Regions from separate parts of the Homo sapiens genome. Here region 2 is linked to region 1. A link is an interaction called in ENCODE POLR2A ChIA-PET data of the cell type or tissue named here. Cell type or tissue: OCI-LY7. All regions are shown on one strand. Each heading gives the region's core, and the rest is flanking DNA. Links, peaks and the distances in the headings are about the cores only.

Region 1 (4,403 bases), core at 74-4,073:
CACTTAAGACAGTCCCTCACTTAAGATGATTTGACATACAAGTTTTCGACTTTACAATAGTGCAAAAGGGATACACGTTCAGGGAGCTCCTCAACTTACAATAGGATAAACTCACAGCAGATTGAAAATATCATATATCAGAACACACCTTCAACTTAATATTTTCAACTTGCCATGGGTTTATCAGGACATAACTGTAAGCCAAGGAACATCTGTAAGCTTCAGAACAAGATCTTGAAAAATTATATTGAAAAAGGGATCAATATATCAAAGGCTGTAAAAGTCCCAAATGTGTTTGCAAATAATAAGAGAGCGCCAAAAAATCAAAGAAAAGAACTGATAAAACTGAAAGGAGAAAGACAAATCTACAATTGTAGTTGAGAGATTTCAATAGTCCTTTCTCGAGAAAAGATAAGAGAAAGTAGAAAGAAGTCAATAAAGATATAGAAGATTTGAACACTATCAACCAATTGACCCAACTGACATTTATAGAAAACTGCACTCAACAAGAGTAGAAGACACGGGAGAATGGGGAGAGTTCCTCTTGAGGAAAAATGATTCCCCTGCAAGAGTCATTGTAAAATTCAGTTTACTATATCGATTTTATGCTGCTATGTCCACAATCAATAACTATTTTATATTTGTATAATTATCCTTTTTAAGCTATATCCTATTTCCCTGACATCACTCTAGTTGCTCACAGATCAAGATTTTTAATCTGGTTCTCCAAGAATTTCACCCACTGACCCACTCCTCACATTTATATTAATGAAGTAACACTGATTCTAGAATAATCCTGCAGAAAACTGGTAAACCTCTGTAGAAGTAAATCAATTAGCTCAATTTAGCCATTACACCACATATACATATTTCAAAAGAACATACTGTACTTAATAAATATATACAATTTTTTCTCAATTAAAAAACTGTGCAAAAAATAAGTAAATGAAATTTCCAAAGATTGAAAACTAAATCATAGAGAGTCATCAAAACACTGGTTATGAGTTTCTATGGTTTCAAATAAAAAGGGAACATTATATTTAAGTTACAAATATGTATTTAAGTTTAAAAATTAAATAAAAAAATTACAATCTAGTTGCAAAAGTGTTTGAAAACAGTCTGTAAAGGATAATGGAAGGGAAACTAAAAGCAAAGCTACGGAAGGATACAATGCTCTACAGGTCTACAGAAGTAAAGTTATTCTTACTTAGGAATAACTTAGGCCACATGTACAAGTCATTGTTAAAACAAAGGCAGCATAGGTCATTTTCACAAACTGCACAACATCTTTTGGATGGGTAATTATTTACATCAGAAGATAATGAATGATAAACTATATAAAGCGTAAAGAATTGAAACAAAGACAGTAAGATGAAGAGCATGAATTCCCAGAGAGAGATGATTTTTGCAAATAGAAAGTTTACAATTTGTTTGAAACAAATCTGAAACATGCTTGAAAATTCATTAAAATCTACTAAAAATAAAATATAACCAATTCATACAACCCATATAAACTCTTTTGATAACACAGAAAACATACTAGCCTCATCCATCAAATCGGGATTATTAAAGATATTTAGCTAAAGTTCCTTAAGAAAACGGCACGGTACAGGGAAGGAGGGTGAATGAGAAACAACATAAAACCACCCTGAATTTTCAAATATTTTGTCGTATATTCAAAATTAATTTACCTATTTTTTAAAAGACAGAAAGCATGGTCCTATATTAAATGGCAGTTTATTTTTCAGGACGTTCAGAATCTTCCTAAACAAGATCTAAAGAGAAGGAAATGGATAAAAAAAAGAGGGGCCAGAACACAGGGTACCTAGAGATAACAAGGTATGGAGATGGGACTCAGCTGCTAGCTACTGTGTCCCAGGGGGCCTTGTGCCCTCTACCTCCTGTTTTCTCTGAAAACAAATGAGATTTCTTATGCTGCCTTGACTCTATACAGATTTTCCTGCTCTTGAGAGACAAACAGAAGAGTGATACTTTAAAGCTAAAATAAATGCATTTTATTTATGTTTTCAGACTGAGTCTCACTCTGTTGCCGTGCCAGGCTGGAGTGCAGTGGCGCTATCTCAGCTCACTGCAACCTCCGCCGCCTGCCCTGCTCCCCACGATTCTCCTGTCTCAGCCTCATGAGTAGCTTGGACTACAGGTGCCTGCCACCATGTTTGGCTAATTTTTGTATTTTTAGTAGAGATGGCGTTTCAACATGTTGGCCAGGCTGGTCTCGAACTCCTGACCTCAGGTGATCTGCCTGCCTCAGCCTCCCAAAGTGCTGGGATTACAGGCGTGAGCCACTACGCCCAGCCAAATAAATGTATTTTAAATCTGGGATATATGTTCCAATTAGCTAGACTCTGAAATTTCAGTCTTTAGCCTCAGAGGTCATTAGAACTCTTCCAAAAATGCACAGAATAAACTACTGATGGATCAGTATGTCTTAACTCACTGGTACACGTATAATTTATAGAAAAACATCAGTAACAATATTATTTACTACTGATAATAGCACACACAGTACCTTTTGATAAACTATGGAGCACACAAGATCCTTGACAGCAGATAAAGACAGTTCCTGGGCTTCAATGGTAACACTCTCCCGTGTGAGGCCAATTTGCAGTAGAAATGAAACTGTATGCACTGAGCCTCTGGAGTTGGTGAGTGATGGTGCACTGAAGCTTCCATTAGAGAGTCGGGCAGAGAGTCCCGTCTTAGGACTTGAACACGGAGAAGCAGCTGGAAGCACAGCAGGAATAGCTGTGGGTAATACAGACTTCTGGGCTGATGGAGGGGAATTATTTGCAGACATCTGCCTTTCTTTAATCTTTTAAAATAGTTGTCGATTCTTTTTCAATGGTTATGAAGAGGTTTTTAAAATAACAGCAGTAAAGAAAATGACCGCACTTTTGGATTTAGTTGAAAACTTCTTTATTTCCTCTGTTAAGCCACTCATGCCGATACTTTTAAGTTTTATCAAGGAGTTGAATGCCCCAAAGGTCCTATTTCTCTTAATATCAGTCCCATCAAAAAGCAGTCTTGTCTGTAGGAAGACAACCAGGGATTTGTAAAGGATTTAACATCACTGAGCTATCCTCAGCAGGATAGAGTTGACGTAGCTTATTTACGAATCTATTTTCCTTTCAGTCTGTACTTGTCTCTTTAATTTCAGGAAATACATATTGAATAAAAGTTGTTTTTCTGTCAAGGTGAAATCCTCTTCGTTTAAAAAACAGTAAGTGTTTTGGATTAATCTATTCAGTACTTTTCCTTTGGTTTACTAATTTGATAGGACACCTTCTCAAATGTCCACACCTTAAATCACCTTCTCAAATGTCCTCATTTTCATTCTGGGGGGATGAACTTTTCTATGACGAAATACAAAGCTTTTTAAAATAGTACAGGCATATTTCATTAGATGAATGGGTCCATCGAGAAAAGCTGATGCTTTCTGACATATAGTTAGCCTGGAAGGAAATTTTTTAAAGGTTTTTAATACTTTATATTCATTCGACATTAATTTAAAAATAAGAACATAACTTTTTTAAATGACAATTTTTGGTCATATGCTTATAATTCACTAATAAATCCTAATGGGTAGCAATTTTTGGCTAGTTAGCAAAGACTTTTTTTACTATAAGTATAATTTCAGGGAGAGGCTCGAAAAATATCCTTGGCACTCTACACTGATACCTAAAACTTAAACATTAAACATTTTTTAAAATTTACCTCATTTTTAATCAATGAAGACCAAACACTTCTATGTTACAATTACATGACTGAGTTATATCAAAAACAGAAGGGACAAAAAACAGTAAAACTGACATTTTCATAGACATACAATACATGCCACCCCACCACACAAAAGATGTACAATACTTTCCTAATACAAGAGTATTCTTTTTTTAATATTACAATACTAATTCTGCCGAAACATGACTCTTGACTTGCTTTGTTGAAACATTCCTTTCAGAAGGCTAAGGAAGCAGGAGGGGATATACTGAACAGTTAAATGATCAATAAGTGTGAAAGCTGACATACTTATCACAGGAACATAAGAGAAAGGGATCTCACCATAAGGGATTTCTCCTATCCAGGTCCTAACTAGGCCCAACAATGCTTAGCTTCCAAGATCAGACAAGATCAGGCACATTTGGGGTGGTGTGGCTGTAGACCACAAAGCATTTCTAACAGTAAGAAAGAGAACAGTAGGTATAGTTAAATATGTATCATAATTTCTAGGAAAGCACAGGTCAAAAAGTTAAAAAAAAAAAAAGGTATGACCCAACCCCTCCACATGGCTTAGGCGTGAAACAGCTCATAATTGATGGTTCTTTCTAAGTTCCATCTATATACCCATAAATAATTCCAATGAAGAGAAAGAGTAAATCATCCAA
Region 2 (4,403 bases), core at 131-4,130, 55 kb after region 1:
GAGCTATAACCAGAAGGAAACTTTAGAGATCAGCTAGTTTGAGCTTCTTATTTGATACACAAGGAAATGGAGATCCAGAGACACAATGTTATATAGCTCCTGTACAAGGAATTTTTCTTAGATACTACTTGATCAATAAATAGTTACTGTCCAAGTGCCTTCCTTTGAGAGTTTTATCATTACAGATTAAGGATAAAATGGCTAAACAGAGTGGATTAGAAGATCAGATAGGCTTGGACTCCTTTCTGAAAATAAATGTATGCTTTTAATGTTCACAAAATATTCATCCAAATGTCTTCTTCCTAATTTATCCTTAGTGATATCCTTTTGGAGTTACATACACAAATAATCAATATTTTGCTATTTGTCCACATTACATAAGCAAGATTTAAAGAGTTCTCCAAAATAATTAGCATAAAATGTTAGTAAATCTTTGGTTCATTCATATAGCTTGCCATATTATTCTCAATTACTGAAATGCAGTTAATTTTGACTGATTGTATTTCCCTGTTGATGAATATAAAACACGTTTTGGTGATGGTGATTAAACATTACTTTTTCTCCCTCAGGATTTATTGGTCTTATTGGATTTGATTGGAGCTCCAAACCCAACGTTTCCCAATTTTTTTCCAAACTCAGCCAGGTGGTTCGAAAGACTTCAAGCAATTGGTAAGCACCACTGTTATTAATGAATAAAACATCATTTCTTGCTACTGACAGATACTACATTTTTAACATTTAAAATTTATAATTTGGCTGGGCGCAGTGGCTCACACCTGTAATCCTAGCACTTTGGGAGGCCAAGGCAGGCAGATCAGCTAGGGTCAGGAGTTTGAGACCAGCCTGGCCAACATGAAACAGGGCTTTCATGTTTAGTAGAGACGGGGTTTCACTAAACAAATACAAAATAAATACAAAAATTAGCTGGGTGTGGTGGCGGGCACCTGTAATCCCAGCTACTTGATAGGCTGAGGCATGAGAATCACTTGAACCTGGGAAGCAGAAGTTGCAGTGAGCCAAGATGGTGCCATTGCACTCCAGCCTGGGTGACAGGGTGAGGCGCCATCTCAAAAAAGAAAAAAAAATTATAATTTAAGTATATGATTTAAATGTGTAATATACTTTATTGGCTTTTTTTCTTGCTTAATTGATTAGTTTATTATTCTTTTCATCTTTGTAGTAAGCCCAGTTTATTTTCCTGCATGAAACTATATTTTGAAATGGAAACATAAAATACTACATTTCATGTTTGCACATCCTTAAAAATGGTTTGAAAATATTTGAAAATATTTTCCCAGAGTCCTGTTTGAAGCAGGTAGAATGCGTTTCGAGAGAAAAGTTTACTCAACAAAGCATGCTGGCTAATGATGAATATGATGTCCTTATAATGATACCAAAAGATATTCTTCAGTTTTTCTTTTCCATCTCTGTCTTTGCCATCTTCTATTTTCTACCTTATCCAGATATTATTTTCCTTTAAATCTAGTACAGTCTCTGCCAATTTTCCAAAGAAGCAAGAGATCAGGATAAAGAGAAAGCCAGATCCTTTGAGATTTAGAGTCAAATAAATGGGAGTTGACTAGGCCAGACCAGGTCAGGTCAGGCCAGCCCAAGAAACATACGTATCTATGGCTGAAGAGGGGAGCTTGGGGCTTGGAGAAAGAAAAGGAGAATAACTTTGTACTACCACCCTACCCAAAACAAAACAAAACAAAACAAAGCAAACTCTTGGCAGGCATCAGGGAAAGATGAAAATGAGATTGATCTTTATTGTAGAATCCAGGCCAGGGGGCTGCTTTGAAGGCAAGAATTTCATGCTAGAAATTCCTTACTAGCCACACAAACTTCTTGGAGCAAGATAGACTTGTATTACTTCTAACAGTGGGAAAAACACTGCCATCATAACTCACACTTTTGCCATGAGTAAAGAATTTGTCTAGAATCTTAGAGAAACTTCTGCTTGAACTTTAGGTGCATGTCATTGACAAATTTCATTTCCTAGTTTGAAAGAGTTACTCTAATGGTGTTATTAATATAAACTTCTTGGGCTTCTTCCTTGCAGCATATTTTCCTTACTTTGATGGTAGCCTTGAGAAACTGAGTTTGGCTTTCTTTCAAGGATTTTGTGCACTTTTATTATGTCCTGTACCAGAATGAACTTATGCCAATAACTTGCACCTTCATTCAATTTTAACCCATTGTGCCCCTCCTATTGGTATTTACATTTCAAACCATATCTCTAGTTGTATAAGAGAAAGCAGTGAGCTGAGGTGGCGCCACTGCACTCCAGCCTGGGCGACAGCGAGACTCCATCTCAAAAAAAAAAAAAAAAAAAAAGAAAAAGTTGTGTCTCATGGTAAAGGAATTATAAGTATCAATAAACAGACAAGAATATTGTTTTTGGTGGTAGTTAGGGCTTTCTCAATGTTTCTAGAATCATATTACATATGATTGATTACTAGTTGGTTTAGTTTTACCTTAGCTAGTTCCTAGCTATCCTAGGAAGTTTCATTTGGTTGTCTTATAATATTCATGTAATCTCTTGTCATCTTGTAACATACAATACATGACTTATGTAGGCCAGTGGTTCTCAAACTTTAAAGTGCATCAGAATCACCTGGAGGGCTTCTTCCACACAGATTGCTGGACTCCAGCCCCAGAATTTCTGTAAGTCTGAGATGGGACCAGATAATTTGCATTTCTGACACGTTCCTAGGTGTTGCTGATGTTGCTGGTCAGACATCACACTTTGAGAACCACTGATGTAGGTCACACTAGGTATCTCTTTCCCATAGAGTGGCCACTTGATATACTTCATCTCTACTCTGTTTGAGTATTCCCCTTTTAAGCCCCATATCTCATCTAAGGCATTCTTCATGCAGCATCTTGGACCTATAAGCATCTACACCTGCACCTGTGTTGTCCCCTTCCACCCACCTGTCCTCTGTTTTTTTCATTCTCTATCTCTTCACTGTTCTGTGGAGTTTCTACCTCTAAGGAGGTTCTCACCTGTAAGTTTAGAGCCACATTTGACTCTTCTCTCTTCCTGCTCCAAAGTGTACACATCCCTGTTCAACCCAGATGTTTATTGTCATGGGTGTGGCCATGCTTGCTGTTGCATAATCTTTTACAAATTATGGACACATGTGCTAAGATTTCAAACTCCTTAAATAAGGATACATTATGAGTCTTGATAAGATAAAAATAGTTGTTCATTTACTGTATAATTGTCATCTACAGAACATGAACTTCATGAATTGGGTTTGCTCAAGGATCACTCTTTGGAGGGGCGGTATTTCCAGAATTACAGTTATGGAGGTGTGATTCAGGATGACCATATTCCATTTTTAAGAAGAGGTAATGTGTGTGTGTGTGTGTGTTTGTGTGTGTGTGCGTGCACAGCCTGATTTTGGAGTACAACGGTGGGATATGAGAAAGTACACAGATGATGATGAATTATCAGCTGTCTTTATGTGGTACAGAGCTCCCTCTGCTTGAAGAATGACCCTTTCTAGTTTACTCACTGGAGTAATGCACATTGTTACAAGTTGGTTCTTTCTTAATAGGTGTTCCAGTTCTGCATCTGATACCGTCTCCTTTCCCTGAAGTCTGGCACACCATGGATGACAATGAAGAAAATTTGGATGAATCAACCATTGACAATCTAAACAAAATCCTACAAGTCTTTGTGTTGGAATATCTTCATTTGTAATACTCTGATTTAGTTTAGGATAATTGGTTCTAGAATTGAATTCAAAAGTCAAGGCATCATTTAAAATAATCTGATTTCAGACAAATGCTGTGTGGAAACATCTATCCTATAGATCATCCTATTCTTATGTGTCTTTGGTTATCAGATCAATTACAGAATAATTGTGTTGTGATATTGTGTCCTAAATTGCTCATTAATTTTTATTTACAGATTGAAAAAGAGGGACCGTGTAAAGAAAATGGAAAATAAATATCTTTCAAAGACTCTTTTAGATAAACACGATGAGGCAAAATCAGGTTCATTCATTCAACGATAGTTTCTCAACAGTACTTAAATAGCGGTTGGAAAACGTAGCCTTCATTTTATGATTTTTTCATATGTGGAAATCTATTACATGTAATACAAAACAAACATGTAGTTTGAAGGCGGTCAGATTTCTTTGAGAAATCTTTGTAGAGTTAATTTTATGGAAATTAAAATCAGAATTAAATGCTATGTTGTGATGTCTTTTTTATATATAAAAATAGTGATATAATTTAATGCATAGTCCAATTTTTATAGGATTTTGCAAATTTAACGTTCTCATTGTAAAAATAATAGTCAATAACAAACATTTTGGAAAATGGAGAAAAGAAGAAAACTATAATCCCATTATATTAACAGAATCACCATTAGTTCGCTTTTTAGTTTT

What was found. ChIA-PET counts read pairs that join two places held together with the same protein. Peaks named below come from ENCODE experiments on the same cell type or tissue, not always from the same donor. Only the 100,000 strongest peaks of a DNase experiment are listed, where the experiment ranks them.
Region 2: POLR2A ChIA-PET joins it to region 1 with 6 read pairs; 12 of 35 experiments call an interaction of 5 or more read pairs at or near these places.

Annotation. Positions count from the first base shown.
Region 1 is chr2:37,313,707-37,318,109 of GRCh38, forward strand. It overlaps PRKD3 (protein kinase D3), which reads right to left. Exons shown (of 19, transcript NM_005813.6): 2 at 2,531-3,473. The coding sequence starts at 2,818. Among named protein-coding and RNA genes, the nearest start is that of PRKD3, 8.9 kb to the right of the region's middle. In OCI-LY7, for the core only: CTCF peaks have their summits at 2,082 and 2,300; DNase peaks (open chromatin) are centred at 1,885 and 2,655; H3K4me3 peaks cover 3,745 bases; H3K27ac peaks cover 1,866 bases.
Region 2 is chr2:37,369,116-37,373,518 of GRCh38, forward strand. It overlaps QPCT (glutaminyl-peptide cyclotransferase), which reads left to right. Exons shown (of 7, transcript NM_012413.4): 5 at 570-669; 6 at 3,241-3,357; 7 at 3,567-4,207. The coding sequence ends at 3,712. Among named protein-coding and RNA genes, the nearest start is that of QPCT, 27 kb to the left of the region's middle. In OCI-LY7, for the core only: CTCF peaks have their summits at 2,219 and 2,448; no DNase peak of the experiment used is centred there.